Linked DNA regions of Homo sapiens: region 1 is linked to region 2. A link is a loop called in an ENCODE intact Hi-C map of the cell type or tissue named here. Cell type or tissue: psoas muscle. All regions are shown on one strand. Each heading gives the region's core, and the rest is flanking DNA. Links, peaks and the distances in the headings are about the cores only.

The links. Peaks named below come from ENCODE experiments on the same cell type or tissue, not always from the same donor. Only the 100,000 strongest peaks of a DNase experiment are listed, where the experiment ranks them.
Region 1: a loop joins it to region 2, with 5 times the contacts of the local background. A loop is called at or near these places in 66 of 110 quality-filtered maps.

What each region holds. Positions count from the first base shown.
Region 1 is chr11:1,884,734-1,894,982 of GRCh38, forward strand. It overlaps LSP1 (lymphocyte specific protein 1), which reads left to right. Exons shown (of 11, transcript NM_002339.3): 8 at 1,999-2,133; 9 at 2,504-2,581; 10 at 2,741-2,843; 11 at 7,040-7,530. The coding sequence ends at 2,830. PRR33 (proline rich 33) reads right to left here and starts at 7,162. Exons shown (of 1, transcript NM_001395380.1): 1 at 3,345-7,162. The coding sequence starts at 5,851. The coding sequence ends at 4,412. RefSeq lists a silencer at 2,474-2,640. In psoas muscle, for the core only: no CTCF peak of the experiment used is centred there; DNase peaks (open chromatin) are centred at 4,678, 4,977, 5,226, 6,348 and 1 weaker place; H3K4me3 peaks cover 880 bases; H3K27ac peaks cover 3,109 bases.
Region 2 is chr11:1,934,739-1,944,777 of GRCh38, forward strand. It overlaps TNNT3 (troponin T3, fast skeletal type), which reads left to right. Exons shown (of 16, transcript NM_006757.4): 14 at 91-181; 15 at 2,225-2,265; 16 at 3,700-3,964. The coding sequence ends at 3,754. Among named protein-coding and RNA genes, the nearest start is that of MRPL23, 7.6 kb to the right of the region's middle. RefSeq lists a silencer at 378-566 and an enhancer at 1,020-1,617. In psoas muscle, for the core only: no CTCF peak of the experiment used is centred there; DNase peaks (open chromatin) are centred at 3,703, 3,893, 4,463, 4,773 and 3 weaker places; H3K27ac peaks cover 1,097 bases.

The DNA of each region.
Region 1 (10,249 bases), core at 1,562-9,561, 48 kb before region 2:
CCAATCAATGCCCCTCCATCTAATCAATGTCACTCCATGTAATCAATGCCCCCCCTTTCAATCAATGCTACTCCATCCAACCAATAATCTCCCATCCTATCAATGCTTCTGCATCCAATTAATGTTCCTTTATACAACCAATACTCCTGCAACCAATACTCCTCCAATTATTCAGTGTTCCTCCATTCAATCAATGCCCCCCTCGGAACAGTACTCCACCACCCAATCAATGCTCTTTCATCCTATCAATGCTCCTCTATCCAGCCAATATTCCTCCAGTCAATCAATCCCCCTTTATCCAACCAGTACTCCTTAATCCAATCAGTGCCCCTCCATCCAATCAAGATTCATCCCTCCATCCAATACTACTCCATCCAATCAGTGCCTCTGCATCCAATGTCCCTCCATCCAATCAATGTCCCTCCCATCCAATCAATTCTCCTCCATCCATCAATGCTTCTCCATCTGACCAATACCCTCCATCCAACCAATACTCATCTATCCAATGAATGGCTCACCATGTAACCAATGCCAGTCCCACATGCCAGCCCCTCCATTCAATCGGTACCTCTCCATCCAATCATCCAATACTCTTCCATCCAGTCAATGTCCCTGCATCCAACCAATAGTCCTTCATCCACCAACTCCCTTCAATCCAACCAATACACCTTCATCCAATCAATACCCCTATTCATTCAGTGCTCCTCCATTCAATCAATTCCCCTCCAGCCAACCAAAACAACTTCATCCAGTCAATGCCCCTCCATCCAATAATGCCTTGCACCCAATCAATGGCCTTCTATCCCATCAATTTCCCTCCATCCAACCAAAATAGTTTCACCCAATCAATGCCTCTGCTTCCAATCAATGCCCTTCTATTCAACCAATACTTCTTTATCTAATCAGGACATCTCCATCTAACCAGTATCCTTCCATCCAACCAACACTCTACTAAATCAGTGCCCCTCCATCCACCCAGTGCCCCTCCATCCACCCAGTACTCACTTATCCAACAAGCACTCCTCTATCTTACCAGTATTCCTCCATCCAATCAGTGCTCTTCTATGCAATTAATGCCCCTCCATCCATACTTTACTCCTTCACCCAATCAGCGCCCTTCTAGTCAAGCAATACTTCTGATTTCAATTAATCCCCCTTCAACCAACCAATACTCCTCCATCCAACCAGTACTCCTCCATGCAATCAATGTTCCTCTATCCAACCAACATCCTTCTATCCAACCAATATTCCTCCATCCAATTAATGCCTCTCCATCCAACCAGTACTCCTCCGTCCTATCAATGCTCCTGTATCCTATCAATATTCCTCCATCCAACCAATACTTCCCCATCCAATCAATACTCCTTCATTCATTCACTGCTCCTCCATCCAGTCAATACCTTTCCATCCTACCAGTGCCCCTCCATCCAACCAATACTCCTTTATCCAATCAACGTCGTTGCATGCAATCAATGCCCCTTCATTGAACCAATACGGCTCTATCCAACCAATACTACTCCATTCAATCAATGCCCCTCCATCTAACAAACACTCCCTCATATAATCAGTACTCCTCCATCCAATCAATATTCCTTCATCTATCAACACCTTTCTATACAACCAATACTCCTCCATCTAATCAATGCTCCTCCATCCAACCAATACTCTGAAATTTAACCATTGTCCCTCTATCCATTCAATGTCCCTCCATCCATCCCATGGTCCCCCAGCCCTACCCCATGAGGAGCATGGAGGCAGACCCACATCTGTCCTGTGCGCCATCATCTCCCTGATGCTCTTCAGGACAGGGAGGTGTCTCACAACTGCATCGAATGGAGGAAGGCTCATCTTTCCAGTGATCCCCACTCTGGGGCTGCATTGGGAAAGCGCTCCCAGGGAAAACACAAACACAAAGCAGACGGTTGCCCAGTGTGACCCTCTGATGTGACCACGGTGGCTGTCCACTAAGGTAATCCTGATGCTTTTCCTCCTCTGCAGACCGCTGGCCGGACCCCCAAGCTAGCCCGCCAGGCCTCCATAGAGCTGCCCAGCATGGCTGTGGCCAGTACCAAGAGTCGGTGGGAGACGGGTGAGGTACAGGCTCAGTCTGCGGCCAAGACTCCGTCCTGCAAGGTAAGGTCCCCTCCAGGGGCAAGGCTGGGCTGCAGAGCCAGCGCCTGGGAGTTTAGTAGCAGGCCGGGTTTCCTTGTTAAGACAAGCATGGGACTGTCCAGGATGAATGTGGGTATACAGAACCCTGAGGTATTGCAGTAGGGTTGGGTTCACCCTTGCTGGTGTAGAAGGCTGTGTTGTCCGAGTGGAGGTAGATGGCACCTTTATTCCTTTCCCTGCCTCTTCCACTGGGATCACACAGAAAAAGTTTAGGTAGGCAGATCCCAGGCCCCCTGGCCAGGTAAGGCAAGGCGGGAGAGAAGGGCCCAGGGCTTCTACTCCCCAAGATCCAGGGGTCTGCCCTTGTGACATACCCTTCTGCTGCCCCCAGGATATTGTGGCTGGAGACATGAGCAAGAAAAGCCTCTGGGAGCAGAAGGGAGGCTCCAAGACCTCATCAACAATTAAGGTAGAGCCTAAATGTGGTTGGTGCAGGCAGGGTGGGTGCAGCAGGGGAGGGCAAAGAGGGACTGTCCTCTGTGCATCTGGGAGGGCTTCCCAGAGGCGGAGGCAGCATCATCTCCTTTCTGCTGCTCTCACCTTCACTCTTGGTCTCCTTTCCCAACAGAGCACCCCATCTGGGAAGAGGTATAAGTTTGTGGCCACCGGGCATGGGAAGTATGAGAAGGTGCTTGTGGAAGGGGGCCCGGCTCCCTAGGCGTCCCATCTCGGTGAGTCCCTGGCAACTCACAGAAGGGGATGAGGTGCACACACGTGCACTGTGCTGGGAACTTGGCAACCTGGAGGCTGCCTGGAGCCCTGTTGCAGGCTACAAGGGTGGACTCCGAGTTGGCCAGAACCCAGACCAGCTCAGTCTCCCAGTCCTGTGCAGATGCTGCCTCTCTCACCTGATACCAGATTCAAACTCTCTGCTCATTTCACTAGAGTCAGCCCGGCTCAGCCACTGCTCCACTAGGGAAGCTCAAGGCTCCCATCTGGGACTCCCCAAAAGCCACAGCAGGGCTCGTGAGGGAAGTGAGGGGCAGCCTGGCCACCACAGGGCTAGCATTGAAGGAAGCAGGTGGCATGGAGCCCAGGTTCCCTGACCATCTGTATGCTGAGGGTCCATAGAGGGGCAGGAACTTAGGTCCTACTCCCTGTCCCAGCCGAGAGCGATTCAGAGGTCCTGATGCCCTCCCCATCCCATGCTGCAGACAGAGCAGTGCCACTCCTGCCATGGTGAGACACACATTTATTAGTGACCTGGGCCCCAGGCTCCATTTCCAGCACCCATCACACCACAGGGTGGGGCAGCTGTCCTCCTACCATCTTCCCCTGCCAAACCCTGACTCTCAAGCAGCTGTGGCAGAGGCTTTTTCTGGTACCTCTGTGTCCCTCTCCTGTGGTTGGCCACCCCCACCAGAGCCTGGCTGACTGCTGAGTAGGCCCCTCCACTCTCCCCACCAGGGCCACAGCCCCTTCTCTGTCCCGCTTGGCCAAGCTGTTCCCATAGGGTTGGGACTGAGGGCTCCCTCCTCATCCAGCTGTCAAAGCCTGGGCATGGCCAGTGCTGAGACCCTCGCTGTCCCACCAGCGAATCCCTCGAGTTCTGCCCCCTCAGGCTGTCAGCCCAGGTAGGGGAAGCAGAGGTGGGCCGAGAGAGAGGTCACGCTGGGCCCTCCTCCACCCCTGATGAGCCCCTCCCTGCCTGCCCCTGAGCACTTGTATTGGTGCCAAGTCCCACGCTGGCTGAGGGCTCCCCCCTGCACCCTAGTCCCAGGATCTGGCTCTGCCATCAGGAAGCACAGGCAGCAAAACTGCTGACTGCTCCTGACGCCGATGGCCAAGCCAGCCTGACCGCACCCATGCCTCAGCAAGCAGAGATCTGGCCCCAAACCTTTGACAGCAAAAGGTGACAGCAAAAGGGAGGATCAGTGAGAGGCCCAGGCCCCTGAGGAGCCTGGGCTAGGTCAGTAGATGCAGTCCTCTGCCATCTTACCTAAAGTTTTCATCCCAAGGCCCCCATCCTACATCCCGACGCAGACCCCTTCTCTGTTCCCCTCACACCACTGCAGCCCAGGGGCTCCAGCTCGTCCTCTCTGCCCCGTCCACCTGACCACCCTCCTAACCATGCAGACTTCCCTCAGCACCCCATGTGCCCTTCCCAGGCTGCCCTGCACCCCATGCCCCTTGGGCCCTGGTGCATCTTCATGCAGCAACTATGGGCCCCCAGCTAGAGCCTCAGCCCCTTCTTCTGTCCATCCCATGGTCCTGGGCTCTGGGGGCCATTCTGGCCACTTCACTGGAGCCTCCAGCCAGTCGCTGTGCGGTTGAAGTTCTTGGGCTGGGGGCTCAGCTCCAGGATGGAGCGGACTGTGGGAGGGGGCCGGGTGGCCTCCTGCAGCTTCCGGGCGTTGAAGCGAGGCCGGTACAGGAAGGGCAGGCGGGTGAGGCTGGCTGGGGTGTGCTCCCCACCGCTGGGCCCTGCCAGGCGCCCTTGGGCCTCCGCCACTGACATGCGGTACAGCACGGCATCCCACATCCTGGAGGTCCGGGAGGCGGGGGCCCGGGGTGCGGTGAGGGCGGGCACCTCCTGCTCTGTGGGGGCAGGCACCTCCTGCTCTGTGGGGGTGGGCACCTCTGGCTCCAGGCTCTGCCGCGGCTCTGGGCACGGAGGCTCTGGGGCCTCCTCCAGCAGCTGCTTCTTGAGCCACGTCCAGCCACTGAGCCGGGGCTTGGGTGCAACTTTGGGGACAGGGCATGGGTGAGGGCCTGATGGTGGGGTAGGGGATGAGGCCCAGGCAGGGCTGGACACTCGCTCGGCCTCAGCGGCGGGGCCAGCCATCGGGGGCTCCTCCAGGTGCTCTCTGCCAGGGCCCATGGGGACCAGGCTGTGCGGTGAGGACTCCAGCGAGCGGCAGGTCGGGGCTATGGGCACCACAACCCTGGCACTAGCCTCTCTGGGCACTGAGGCCTGGAAGCCGGGTGGCGGCCGTGGTACAGGGGGCTCCTCAGGCAAGGGACTGGCAGCCTGGACTGTGGTGGGCAGTGGGCGGATGTGAGCCACTGGGACCAGGGGCTGGGCCCTGGGGGGACTTGGGGTGGCATCTCCATCCTGGCTGTTGGATCCCACTTCTGGGGCTGTCCTGGGAGGCTCAGGGGTCCCATTGTGTGGGGATGGTGCCAGCTGGATGTGCACCTGGGTGACGTGGGTGCCCCCACCCCCAGAGACAGGGACGAAGCCACTGGGGGGCCGGGTAGGTTCTGGGGCCGAGGCTACAACCTGGGGCCCCATGGCCCTGAATTGAGCAGCTAGAATCCTGCGCTGGGTGAGGCCGATGGAGAACGTGGACTTCTGCAGGGGTGATGCCACGTGGTGGATGATGGGGGTGTGCGGGGAGCGGGGTAGGGCAGCCACCATGCGGGGAGCCTCGGCGGGGCGTGGGGCTTCAGGAAGGCGTGGGGCTTCGGCGGGGTGCGGGCCCTCAGCAGCGTGCGGGGCTGTGACCTCCTGGTCATGGCTGGCCTCACTCACGGGGGACAGGGAGGTGCGGAAGGCCCTGGGTGGAGCGAGGTGTGTGCCTCCCATCATCTTCTTCCGGGCTGCCTTCCTCAGGAGCTTCTGCAAACGCAAGTTGTCCTTCCCTGGCTTGGGCAGCAGGGGCGGTGGGGGTCCAGGGGTTCCCTGGAGGCTTGGGCCGCACACCTCGGGTGCCATCGACGCAGCCGATATGAGCATGACTGTGTCCTAGGGTGGGAGGGACAGTGGTCAGGCCAGCCCTCCTCCCTCCTGAGGTGGGAGGCCTGTGTCTCCTGTGGTCCAAGGAGGACCTGGGGCCAGGGGTGTGGAGGCCTGAGTATTCTGCTTCCTGAGCACCCAGAACCTGCCAGGGACATGCTGAGCTCGACTGTGCCTTGGGGACTTTGGGGTGGCCCCACCATCACCCTAGTGTAGAAATGAGGCCACAGAGGCCGAGTCCCTCCAGGGATGGGGCTAGAACCTGCCTCCAGGGCTCTGTCCTCCATGCCACCCCAGCACAAAGCAGGCCCCAAGTACACAGCCTGGGTCAGGCCGCAACACCGTGTGGGCTGGGGTGGGAGACGGAGACGCGGGTGAGCCCCAAGTGACAGGCATGCCCCTGGCCAGCTGCTGGCCAAGCCCAGGGCTGGAAGAGCGGCTGCCCCCAGACACGTGAGGGGCGCCCTGTTGTCGCCGGCTCAACCACAGGCGCGTCCGCTGCGAGCCAGCGGTGAGGGGTGGCGGCCAAGAGGCTTGGGAAAGCCGAGGCTGCATCATCAGAGGTAGATTGGCCGGAAGGTGGGAGCAGTTTTCGCTGAGCTATGCTAAATGGGATATTCCCGCAGACCTCCTGTCTGGGGTGGCCCGGCCAAGCCGCCCACCCTGGTTTCTGGGCACCACGTGTTTGCAAGGACATTGACAAATGGCATCTGTCCGAGCCAGAGGCTCTCTGGTTTGGGGAAGGAGGGAGTCCTGGGGGCTGCCGCTGGTGGGGGCTGGCTCTGCCAAGGCAAGAACAGAGCTGCTGGAGGGGTGGGGGCGGAAGGAGCCTGCTTAGGACTGCTCTCAGCTACCGGCCTCCTCTGGATGACGGGACTGCAGGAACCACGAGAACCCCAGTTCTAGCTCCCAGGGTGGGCAGGCTGCTTGGCAGGCAGGCCGCCTTCCCTCCACCAGGAGTCAGGTCTCCAGCCAGAGGTCCTGACCCAGGGCACAAGTGCTCGCACTGGGAAGCAGGCCTCTGAGGCAGGACGTCTTCTCCTGTGGTGGAGTGGGGGTGTGGGCAGGGCAGGGAGGCCAGCAGAGAGAGGCTCGGGGAGCAGGCTCTGTGGGCTTGCAGGAGGCAGGTCTGTGGCCCCTCCCTGGACCCTAGCCTAATGCCCCCTGCACCCCATGCCTATGTTCCAGCTTCCTGGGTCTGCAGGTCCAGCCGGCTGGCACCCTCCATGTACCCAGGGGAGATTCCAGCCAGACACCCGCCCCCCGGCCCTGGCTAAGAAGTTGCTTCCTGTTGCCAGCATGACCTACCCTCGCCTCTTTGATGCCATCCGCTGCCACCTCCTTTTGCTCCTGGACCCTTTAGCCTCTCTGCCCTTCCACTCTCTGACCACCGCCCCCGCCCTCCCCACCCAGCTCCGCTTCTTGTTACTTGGGGGAGGAAAGAAACTCCTGATCATTGGCCAAAGGGACTTACCCCTGGAGAGGCCAAGTGCCTTCTAGGAAGTTAGGAGGTTGAGGCACAGCCTGTGCAGAGAGGGTGGGTCACCCCCCCAGATCCAAGGAGAAACTGCAGGTCAAGGGCTGATAACGGCCATGCAGGATGCTTGATGCTGCGTCCCCCGCTGCTTGCCGCCCCCCACCCCGCCATTTTGTATAATAAAGCTCCCTGTGTATTCTCATGTGCTGGCTGTCTTGTACTCACTAAGGGGGCAGGGCTGGCCAGGATGGAAATGTTGGGCCAGTGGCCAGCCCATTCCCACACTGCACAGCATGCTGTGGCCTCTGGGTTCAGGCAGTCTGACCTGTCTCATGGCCTTTGCAGTATAAGACGCCAGGACATAAGCTCTCTGGTGGCCTAAGTCAGAGCACACACAATGGGTGGGGTCCGGGCTTCCTTTTCCAGAATGTCTGTGATATCCCTACCCCAACCAGGACTAGCCCAATATAAACTTCTGTGCCTTGACTTCGCACCCACTGAGGGCAAGATCCACCTCGGGGCCTCCCCCAACACCACACAGGAGGTGCTCAGTGAAGGTTTGGAAAACAGACAAATGGGTGGATGGGTGGGTGGATGGATGGATGGGTAGGTGGGTGGACGAATGGATAGATGAATAGATTAATGGATGGATGAGTGGATGGATAGGTGGGTGAATGGATGGGTAGGTGGGCGAGTGGATGAATGGCTGGGTGGGCAAGTGGGTGGATGGATGGATGGGTAGGTGGGTGGACGAATGGATAGATGATCAGATGAATGGATGGATGAGTGGACAGATAGGTGGGTGAATGGATGGGTAGGTGGGTGAGTGGATGAATGGCTGGATGAGCGAGTGGAGGGATGGGTGAGTGGATGAATAGGGGATGGATGAATGGATAGAGGGATATGTGGATGAGTGAATGAGTAAGTGGGTGGGTGGGTGGATGGATGGATTGATGGATGGATGAGTGGACGGATAAGCAGGTGAATGGATGGGTAGGTGGGTGAGTGGATGAATGGTTGGGTGGGTGAGTGGAGGGATGGGTGAGTGGATGAATAGGGGATGGATGAATGGATAGACGGACATATGGATGAGTGAATGAGTAAGTGGGTGGGTGGGTGGATGGATGGATTGATAGATGGATGGATGAGTGGACGGATAAGCAGGTGAATGGATGGGTAGGTGGGTGAGTGGATGAATGGTTGGGTGGGTGAGTGGAGGGATGGGTGAGTGGATGAATAGGGGATGGATGAATGGATAGAGGGATGTATGGATGAGTGAATGGGTAAGCAGGTGGGTGGATGGATGGACTAATGGATGGATGAGTGGGTGAATAGGTGGGTGAATGGATGGGTGGGTGGGAGGATGGCTGGCTGGCTGGCTGGCTGGCTGGATGGATGGATGGATGGGTTAGTGAATGGATAGGTGGATGGATGAAAGGAGGGATGCATGAGTGGATAGGTAGATGAGTGGATGGATGGATGAAGGGATGGCTGGATGAATGGACAGAGGGAGAGAGGGGGGATGGAGGGAGGGATGAGTGAGTGAATGGGTAGGTGGGTGGGTGGATGGATGGATGGAAGGAGCGATAAATGAAGGGATGGGTAGGTGGTTGGATGGATGGATAGATAGATAATGGAGGGATTGATGAATGAAGGGATGGATGCATGGATGGGTAGATGGATGGATGGATGAAGGGATGGATGAGAGTGGATGGACAGGTGGATGGATGGATAGGTGGATGGATGAATGGAGGGATGGATGTGTGGATGGGTAGATGAAAGGATGGATGAAAGGACGGATAGATAGATAGGTGAGTGAGTGAATGGATAGGTGGATGGATGAATGGAGAGATGGATGAGTGGATGGGTAGATGGGTGGGTGGATGGATGGGTGAAGGGATAGATGAATGGATGGACAGAGAGCGGGAAGGATGGATGGAGGAAGGGATGAATGAGTGGATGGGTAGGTGGGTGGGTGGATGGCTGGAGTGTGGGAGTGTGTGTGTGTGTGTGTGTGATAGGGCCTCACTCTGTTTCCCGGGCTGGGAGTGTGTGTGTGTTTGTGTGTATGTGTGTGTGTGACAAGTTCTCTGTTTCCCAGGCTGGAATGTGTGTGTGTGTGTGTCAGAGCCTCACTCTGTTTCCCAGGCTGGGAGTGTGGGAGTGTGTGTGTGTGTGTGTGTGTGTGTGTGTCAGAGCCTCACTCTGTTTCCCAGGCTGGGAGTGCAGTGGCACAATGAGAGCTCCTTGCAGCCTCAACCTCCTGGGCTCAACGGATCCTCCTGCTTCAGCCTCCCAAGTAGCTGGGACCGCAGGTGCCCACCACCACACCTGGCTAAGTTTTTGATTTTTTTTGTAGAGACGAGGTCTTGCTATGTTGCCCAGGCTGGCTTCAAACTCTTGGGCTCAAGCGACCCCCCCTGCCTCCACCTCCCAGAGTGCTGGGATTACAGGCATGAGCCCTGCACCCAAGGGTTTGTGCTTTTTTACAGTGTTACATAAATGGCATCCTGCAGCACGCACGCACTCCTTGTCTGACTTCTGTCACGTAGCATAACTATTCTGAGATCCATGCTTGCTGCTGTGTCTGTTGTAAACACTCATTTTTATTGCCACAGCATGGGTACACCCCAACCCGCTCATCTGTTCGTCTCTTGGTGGACATCAGGGTGGTTTCCAGTTTTGAATGATGGAAAGTAATGTGGCCATTTACATTCACACACAGGTTTTCAGAAGGACATACATTTCCTTTACTCTTGGGGAGAGGCCTAGAAATAAAACGACTAGATGCCGTGGGAGGTGTGTGTGAAACTTGTTCAGAAACGGCCTAGCTCTCATTTCTTGTTGCAGTTGGAATGGTTCATCTCGCTGACTTTGGCCCTTCCTAGACGTGGAGGGTGCGGTCTGTGATTTTGGCTTGC
Region 2 (10,039 bases), core at 1-8,000:
GTGCTCCCCAGTGGCTGCAGGAGGACTCCAGGGGCCTGGCCCTGCCTTTGGGGCTTATTCAACGAAGCCTCACCACTTCCTCTGCCCCAGGGACAAGGCCAAGGAGCTCTGGGAGACCCTGCACCAGCTGGAGATTGACAAGTTCGAGTTTGGGGAGAAGCTGAAACGCCAGAAATATGACGTGAGTCCCGGCACCTCCGGCCCTGGGGCCCTAGCGGCTTTCACCCACCAGCAGAGCAGCCATCTCCCTGCGTCCCTACCAAACTCTGGACCTGCCCACCCCAGGGACCTGGACCCTGAGAGGCCCAAACAGGCTGTTGCCACGGACCCCTGGCTGAGGCTGCTTTCCTGCTGGGGACTGTGGCCAGAGCCCGTCCTCCTGGCTGGCCATGCAGCGCCCTGAGCGATGAACCTGGCCCCTTTGGGCGGCCTTGGTTACCCCTGCCAAAAGGACTGTCGTGGCAGAGCAGCCATGGCCAAGTGGACTCAGGGTTCATTTTCGGAACCCCTTTAAGCTTATAGAAAGTCCCCATCATCACCCAGCTCGGCCCCGGGGCACCGAGTCCGTCTGGTGTGGGGCGTCCTTTCGACAGAGCCTCCTCCACAAACCCAGACTCTGGCTTCCACCAGGGCCCCGGACACCTGCTTCCTCAGGGCAGACAGAGAGGGGTGACACACTGCACCCTGTGGCTGGGAAAAGGGGCCTGGGACTGTGCCCGTCTGGGACGGAGCAGAGCCACCATCCCATGCAGGCACTATCACCGCAGGCAAAGCTGGGACTGGGGAAGGCAGCCTGCCCGGGCGGCCTCAGGGACTGGGGTACAATGTGGGAGCTAGGGTGGAAGCCAAGCTGCTTCCCACCCTCCCAAACACCCGTTTGGGCTCCAGGGGCGAGGGGTGAGGGGCGCAGCCATGGGTGATCCACGTGCTCGGGGCAAATGCAGACACTCCAGCATCACCATCAGGGCCACGATGTCCACCCTCCAGCACCGCCAGAGGCCCCAGGGGAGGGCGGCTGTGCCCACGGGGCTTGTGCTCTACCCAGGTGCAGCAGGTGTGGGGCGACCAGTCCAAGCCAGCCGGGCAAATCCGAGCTCCTTCTCGGGGGTTCTGGGCAGGCCACCTGTTCCACCTGAGCTTCCACGAGCTCCCCTCCGACAGAGGCAGGGCGATTACACTCCCTCCCAGAGCTGTCCCCAGGGGGTCCAGGCATGAGGGACAGCCCTGACCTCACCCTTGGGGCTCTCCCAGAGGGGCTGGCCCTGAGACGGGCTTCACGGCACAGGACCCAGGTCCTTCCCATGCTGTGTTCCCAGAGCTGAATCAGGGACCCACTGGCTTTGGATAGATGCGGCCACAGCGGGCCCCCAGGGGCTCCAGAGCCTGGAGGGCCATCACCAGGCCAAGCTAGCCCACAGCCGGGCCTCGATGCCCCAGCCGCCCATCCAGCCTTGTAACCATCTTGGTCTTTCTAGATCATGAATGTCCGGGCCAGAGTGCAGATGCTGGCCAAGTTGTAAGTAGCCGGGTCCGCCCTGGGCCAGGCCCGTGGGTGTGCGTTGCACGGTGAGGTGAACCTCTCGCATGGCAAAAACCTGGATCGCTCAGGATGCTGGCGGCAGGGGGCCTGGAGCCTTCCTCCTGCCCCCGCTCTCCCCTCGTGCCTGCAGCCGGGGGCTTCCCAGTGGCCGCTGCCCTGTTGGCAAGCGAGGAAGGGCCCCCACCTTCCCAGGAGCTCCGCCTCAAGCCAGCAGCGGCCACAGAGTGCCCCTGGGCACAGGCACGAGGGCGGGAGCGGCTGGCCCAGGAGCAGCAGGGCCGTTCGGAGCTCTGAGCTCAGCGGCTGAAGGGAGCTGGAGCTGAGAAGGAGGGGTCCGCAGGCCTCACCTGCAACCCCTCCCCAGCCCCATCCGTGCTCCGTACCCCCCGCCCCACATCCTGCCGCAGGCTGAAGGTAAGTGGCCAGCTACGGGCTGCTGTGTGTGGCAGTCCAGGCCAGTACAGGCTGGCGAGAGTAAGTCCAGGCATGAGCCCAGGGGCCACGGGACGGTGTCCCCCTGCACAAGGAGCCAGGAGACAGTAAGGGAGCCGAGGAGCCCTCATGGGGGCCCAGCAGCCCTGGGTCGCGCAGCCCAGCCCACCCTGCGGTGGAGACAGGCCTTCACCCAGTACACGCAGGCCTGGCCCTCGGGTCGTCGCAGTGAGTCACTCATGTTGTTCACAGATCACCACGCTCAGGAGCCGCATTGACCAGGCCCAGAAGCAGTGAGTAGCCCTGCCGTCCTCGCTCCGCACTGGGCACAGGGGCCCTTGGGGCCAGCCGCTGTAGCCAGTCCCTAACAAGGGCCGGTGGTGGCTGGCCTCGGCAGGGCAGTAACGAGACTAACCCGGCCAGGCCACCCAGGCCAGCATGCGCAGGCCTGTGGCCAGGGACCCGGAGCCTCCTCCCTCTCCTGCACGCAGGGGAGCCCTGGGGGGTGGCAGAGTCAGGAGGAGGGATCCCAATGGGGCTTGCCTGTCACGCCCTCGCCCCGAGTCTGGCACTGGCTGCAGGGAGAGGGCAGCCAGGGGACCCCTAGAAGGGGCTACTCGGGGGGCCTTTGGTGTGGCCAACCTGGGCCCCAGGGTATCCCGCCAGTGTCCCACCCTCCAAGGGGACCTAGGACAGGGAATTAAGCAGTCAGGGCTTCATCACCAGCCCCTCTGTGACGCTGGGCAAAATCATGGACTCCTCAGGATGGTGAAACCTCATCCATAAAATCGTGTCCCTGGGGGCTGTGGGATCCCTTGACACAGCTACTCGACCACCTGCATGGGGCTGCACCCAGGGTGCCCCCGGCGATGCCACGCTGGGGATCCTGTCATGGAGCCCAGCTGCACAGCCAGTGCCATTTCCCCAAGGATCGCAGTGTTTGGGGGCTACTTGGAGTTTCGATGTTTTCTGGGATTCTTCTCCCTCCTCCTGTCGCCTTGGCTTCCCTGCGGCGCCCAGGGCGGGCTCCTCCGTGGTGCACGTGACCTCACGGCCTCCCTGTTGTGCCGTCAGGGGTCATTGCAGACCCCTCTGAGGGTGGGCAGTCGGCGTGGTGTGCATGTGCCTGCGTGTGTGCATGTGTGCATGTGCCGAGAGTGCCCAGGAACGTGTGTGAGGGCACGGCCTTTGCCAGCCAGGTGTCCTGCTGAGCAGCCGCGTCTGAATGGGGCCGGCCTCGCGGGCCGAAGCACTCCTGTCCTCCACCCGCCTTCACCCCTCACCCGCACCCAGCTCCTCCCGGCTCGTGGCCACATGAAGACCTCAGACAAATGGGGCAGGCTCCTGGGCCCCTCAGAGGCCACCGTCTGGAGGGGCATGAGCTCTTTCAAGGCCAAGCGTCTAGGATTATATCATTATCTGCTAAGACAGTCTTCCCCAGCTCAGGGGTCTGTCTGCAGTGGTACCTCAGGCAAAGAAAGGAGGACAGAGGGAGGGTGCCCCGGGCTCACGTGCCAGCCCCCTAACCACACTAACGACCTAGGCCCGCCAGGCACAGGTGAGTGGGCACTGCCCGGACTGAAGCTGGGTGTGGGCCGCAAGCTTGGGCCGGGCCTGTGCCCTGAGAGCAGCCTGGGGTCGGGCTGAGAGTCCGCCCAGGGTGGGGGACCAGGAGGGGCATGGCCAGAGGCCCTGACCCTGAAGGATCACTTGCTTCCCATTTGCAGCAGCAAGAAGGCTGGGACCCCAGCCAAGGGCAAAGTCGGCGGGCGCTGGAAGTAGAGAGGCCAGAAAGGCCCCTCGAGGCAGAGACCCTCCGCCCTCTTGCACACCAGGGCCGCTCGTGGGACTCCACATCCTCCAGCCCCCACAATCCTGTCAGGGGCTCCCTGACAGTCCTGGGGGTGGAGAGGCCATCCCGGGGCGTCCCCCGCGTCTGTGTCCTTGCTGCCTTCATCCCCTGGGGCCTGTGAATAAAGCTGCAGAACCCCCTTCACAGTCTGTACTTGCTTCTGCATGGGGGCCCCGGAGGACACGAGAGGAGGCAGGTAGGGGCTAGCCAATGGCACAGCGTCCTGGTCATCCGCGGGGCCAGCTCAGGAGGGCACTGGCCAGTACGCGCAGGGCCAGCTCAGGAGGGCACTGGCCAGCACGTGCCACCTGCTGCTACGGCCAGGGCGGTGCCTGGATGCCCATCAGACGCTGCCCACAGCTTTTCCCTCTAAAACGTGGGCTCCATCCCCGCGCAAGCCTATAGGGCCCCTCCACTCTCCACTCCCATAGGGTCTTTGTGCAGAAGGGGGTGATCTGCAGGCCTCACCCCCAGCCCCAGACCCTGGCCATCTGCGCCAGCTGTCAATCCACTGGGGGCAGAGAAACTTTGCCTCGGGAGGGGGTGAGGGAGGAGGGCAGGGCTGCGAAAGAGACTTTGCCACCCCCCAGAAAGGCAGAGGCAGGCGGGAGCGGCTCCTGCGTGAGGGGTGCACCCCAGGCCCTGGTCGGGGAAAAACAGTGCAGGAGAGTGCACTCCCAGCAGACAGCAGGCAGGGAAGACACAGACAGCCTTCTCCGGAACGCAGGACAGCAGAGCGCACGCGGGTCGTAAATCTGAAAATCCTGACCAGAGAAAATTATGGAAAGTATAAATCATAGAAATTGGATCAAGACGCAGAGACTTGTACAGCAAAATATTCACAGAGGAAGGTTTGGAGTCCAGAACGGCCCCCAGAAAGACTCAGGGGCGGGCGGGCGGCCACATCCGGGAGTTCTGCTGCCGGGGATGGGGGCCAAGGAGCGGGGGATGGGGGGGAGCAGCACGGCCCCCTCAGTCTGCGATGGGGTTGGGGACAAGGCCAGGACCCAGAGGACAAAACAGAACCTCCAGATAGCATCACACACATGTGCAGACCCTGCAACACACACACACATAACATCACCCCCCACAACACACACACACAGAAACATCACCCCGCACACACACACATACAAATAATATCCCCCCCAACACATGCACACACAGAAACATCACCCCCCACAACACACACACACACAGAAACATCCCAGGTGTGTGACCCCACAACACACACAAAGAAACATCATCTGAGGTGTGTGACCCCACAACACATACACACACACACACACACACACACACACACACACTCCCACACTCCAGCCTGGGAAACAGAGTGAGGCCCTGTCTCTCTCTCACACACACACACACTCCCACACTCCAGCCTGGGAAACAGAGTGAGGCCCTGTCTCAAACACACACACATGCAGAAACTAACCAGAGTGAGACACTGTCTCAAACACACACACACAAAAGCAGAAACCAGAGACCCTGTCTCACACACACACACACACACACACACACTCCCACACTCCAGCCTGGGAAACAGAGTGAGACCCTGTCTCAAACACACACGCACAAGCAGAAACTAACCAGAGTGAGACACTGTCTCAAACACACACACACACACACACACACACACACACACACAAGCAGAAACCAGAGACCATGTCTCACACACACACACACACACACGCCGGCGTGCCCACATTCCAGCCTGGGAAACAGAGTGACACCCTGTCTCAAACACACACACACACACACACACGCAGAAACTAACCAGAGTGAGACCCTGTCTCAAACACACACACACACACACACACACACACGCAGAAACCAGAGAGAGACCCTGTCTCAAACACACAGACACACACACACGTAGAAACCAGAGTGAGACGCTGTCTCTCTCTCTCTCACACACACACACACACACACACACACACAAGCAGAAACCAACCAGGGCATTGGTTGCTTGGGACTGGGAGGTCCAGGGTGGGATGGGGAGCCACACAGGGCACGAGGACAATTTTGGGGCAATGAGGGTGTTTGTCTCCTGATGGGGCTGGCTTCATGGCTGTCTATGTAGATTAAGATGGATGGAATCGTGCAGTTTAAACATGGCAATGGCTGCGTGTCAATGACACCCTCAACGAAGGTGGTTTTAAAAAGTATAAGGCAAATGACAAAACTGGGAAAATATTTTGAATCAAGTATGACAGAGAAGGAGTCATGTCATTCATACATTAAAGACACTTGGAAAAACACGTCAGGAAAACATTCCCACCCTAAGTAATTTGTTCAGGCTGCCATAAGAAAGCACCAAGTCTGGGCAGCTTAAATGACAGACATTTATTCTCTCACAGTCCTGGAGGTTGGAGTCCGAGATCAAGGTGCTGTGGAGCTGGTTCCTCCTGAGGCCTCTCTCCGGGGCTTGCAGATGCCACCATCTCCCTGTGTCCCCAACGGGGCTATCCCTCTGTGCGTGTCTGTGTCCTCATCTCCTCTTGTTATAAGGACACCAGTCCTATTGGATTAAGACCCACCCATATGACTCCATTTTAATTTAATTATGTCTTTAAAGACTCCATCTGCAAAAACAGTCACATTCTGAAGTATTAGCGACTAAGGCTTCAACATATGATTTTTTTTTTGTTGAGACGGATTTCACTCTGTCGCTCAGGCTGGAGTGCAGTGGCACGATCTCGGCTCACTACAACCTCCACCTCCCAGGTTCAAGCGATTCTCCTGCCTCAGCCTCCCTCGTAGCTGGGACTACAGGTACGCACCACCACACTCGACTAATTTTTGTATTTTCAGTAGAGACAGGGTTTCACCCTGTTGGCCAGCTGATCAACTCCTGACCTCAGGTGATCCACCCGCCTCGGCCTCTCAAAGTGCTGGGATTACAGGCGTGAGCCACTGTGCCCGGCCGCAAGGTAAGAATTTTAAGCAGGACACAATTCAGCCTGCAGAAAACATGAGCGACAGACAGAAGCAGCCAAGCCCTGGAATCAGAAATATGAGCAACCGATACACGCACGCCGCTACACCTGGCTCACTTGTCTATTTTTTGTAGAGACAGGGGTTTCACCATGTTGCCCAGGCTGGACTTAAACTCCTGGGCTCAATGATCCACCCACCTTGGCCCCCCAAAGTGTCGGGATTACAGGTGTGAGCCACCGTGCCTGGCCGAGGCTGCAGTTTTCAATGAGGTGGGTGAATGAGGCCTCCGTGGGAAGAGGGCATGGCAAGTGTGCGGGGTCAGCACGTGCCCAGGCCCTGCGGCCCGGGAAGCCCACATGCTACAGGGGCACAAGAAGGCCCACGTGGACCCTCAGAGGCCCCCGACCACGCCATGTGAGAGGCTGACTACCTCTGCCACCCCCTCTTTGTGGCACCCGAGAGCAGGGTGCCTAGGAGGCCAAGAATGGTGGGGGGAACTGGGATTAAGATGGGACTCCTAGAATGGAGGCACTGTTGAGCCCTGGGCCACCAGGAGCAGGTGCTGGGAGGGGCTCTGCTGCTGCAGCAAAGGGGCCAGGTTGGCTGGGAAGGTGGGAGGGAGTGGGGGAGGAAGGTGGGAGGGAGGGGGGAGGGAGAGGGAGGGGCTGATGGGGAGACAAGAAGTCTCTAATGGCAGCTGATTCTGAAGGGCTTCGTCAGGGCAGCACCAACACACCCCCGCCTGCTGTCCTGGTCCTGTCCAAACGCAGCCTCCCATGTGGGTGGGGGGCCTTCTCTTCTGGTTGGGAGAAAAGCCAGGTGGCCACGTGTGTGGCTGGTGATCACAGGCTGGCGCTGCAAGGAGCTTTGAGGCTGCAAGGAGCTCTTGCTGTGCCACTGCACTTCCACACTCCAGCCTGGGAAACAGAGTGAGACCGTCTCAAAACACACACACACACACACACACACACACACACACACACACATACAAAAGCAGAAACCGACCAGGACATTGCTTGCTTGAGACTGGGAAATCCAGGATGGGATGGGGAGCCACACAGGGCACGAGAAAAATTTTGGGGCAATGGGTGTGTCTATCACAGCTCTGGGGAGGGCCGCAGGCTGTTTGGGGGGGTGGTGTCTTCTGGGTTCTATCCTGGTGTAATGCACAATGGCTTTGTGGATGTGAGCAAGCCACATTCCCAGAGCCATGGTCACCCAGCCGGTACACAGGGTCTGAGGATGCTGGACGCAGGCAAGGAGGGTTTGTGGTCCACGCTGTGGCCTGCAGGATGGGCAAGGGCTGGCAACAACCCTTCTGAGCTGCCTGTGCCTCTCCTGTGAGTCCTGCCTGCTCTGCCCCAGGGATCCTGGTGCCTGGGTCTGGCCTCCCCTGGGCTGTCTGGTTCCTGGACAGTGAGAGCCGGTGATCTGCAGCCAGGGCCTGGCACAAGTAGGTGCTGGGTAAAACAAGGGGGTTGCCATTTCTTCCTAATCTTTGAAAACCTGCATTTGAACATGGTGGCTCACTGGTTTGTGCTTACAGTGATTTCGCTACAAGTGTTTGCACCTTTTTGTGTGTTTATTGGCGGGATGAATGAATGAGTCTATGAATGAATGAGTGAGTGTATGTGTGAACAGCCCCTCCCCCACCCTCTGTATGAATGAATGAATGAGTGTATGTGTGAACGGCCCCTCCCCCCACCCTCTGTATGAATGAATGAATGAGTGTATCTGTGAACGGCCCCTCCCCCACCCTCTGAATGAATGAATGAGTGAGTGTATGTATGAACGGCCCCTCCCCCACCCTCTGAATGAATGAATGAATGAGTGTATGTGTGAACAGCCCCTTCCCCACCCTCTGTATGAATGAATGAATGAGTGTATGTGTGAACGGCCCCTCCCCCCCACCCTCTGTATGAATGAATGAATGAGTGTATCTGTGAACGGCCCCTCCCCCACCCTCTGTATGAATGAATGAGTGTATGTATGAACGGCCCCTCCCCCACCCTCTGAATGAATGAATGAATGAGTGTGTGTGTGAACAGCCCCTCCCCCCACCCTCTGTACGAATGAATGAATGAGTGAGTGTATGTGTGAACGGCCCCTCTCCCCCACGACCTGATTCTCATCTGCAGGCTGAAAGTGCTTTCCCAGCTGAATTCGTACGTTCCCTTAAAACCCTTCAGGGACCCTCACTGTAAAAACGCCCCAGCTCCCCCAGCCTGACTCGCAAAGCTCAGTTTAGGGGCTGCCCTTGCAGCGGGGCTCCTGGCTCAGGTCTAGCAGGTGGAAGCAGAAGAGCATGTCCCGACACACCGATGAGAAGTTGCTGAGGACGTGGAGCAGCAGGAAGCACCACCTTTGCAGTGGGAACGCCAAACAGTGCGGCCACTTTGGAAGACCGCGGGGCAGTTTCTTACAAAATCAAACGTCCTCCTACCATACAACCAGCAATGGCCCTCCTGGGTGTTTCTGCAAATGAATTGAAAACTTGTGTCCACCCTAAAACCTGCACACACATGTTTGCAGAGGCTTTATTCATTACTGCCGAGACTTGGAAGTAAACAAGAAGTCCTTCCGTAGGCAAAGGGATAAACCGAGGTACATCCAGACAATGGAACAATATCCGGCCCGAAAAGAATGCACTATGAAACCACAAAAAAACCCAGAGGAGCCCTAGCTGCATCTCACTCATGGCAAGAAGCCAATCTCGAAAGGCTACGTGCTGTATGATTCCAATGATACCACAGCCTGGAGAGGGCAATGCCAAGGCGGCAGTGGAAAGAGCCAGGGCTGCCAGGGGCCGGGGGAGGCAGGAATGCACAGGCAGGGCAGAGGCAGCTTTTCAGGCAGTGACACTTCTGTGTGACACCATAGTGGTGGCTAAAGGACATTTTGCAAGGATGAAACCTGGGGGTAAACTCTGGACTTAATAGTAATGCATCAGTATTGGTTTATCAATTGGAACAGATCACACCACACGATGCAAGATGTTAATAATGGAGGGGCACTCAAGGAGAGGGGGTCTGTGGGAACTCTGTATACTCCCTGAGCAATTTTTCTGTAAGCCCAAAGTTCCTCTAAAAGATAAGGTCTACTTAAAAAGGACCAATTATTGGGCCAGGTGCAGTGGCTCATGCCTGTAATCCTAGCACTCTGGGAGGCCGAGGCAGGTGGATCACCTGCGGTCAGGAGTTCGAGAACAGCCTGGCCAACGTGGCGAAACCCCATCCTTATTAAAAATACAAAATCAGTTGGGCGTGGGGGCCCGC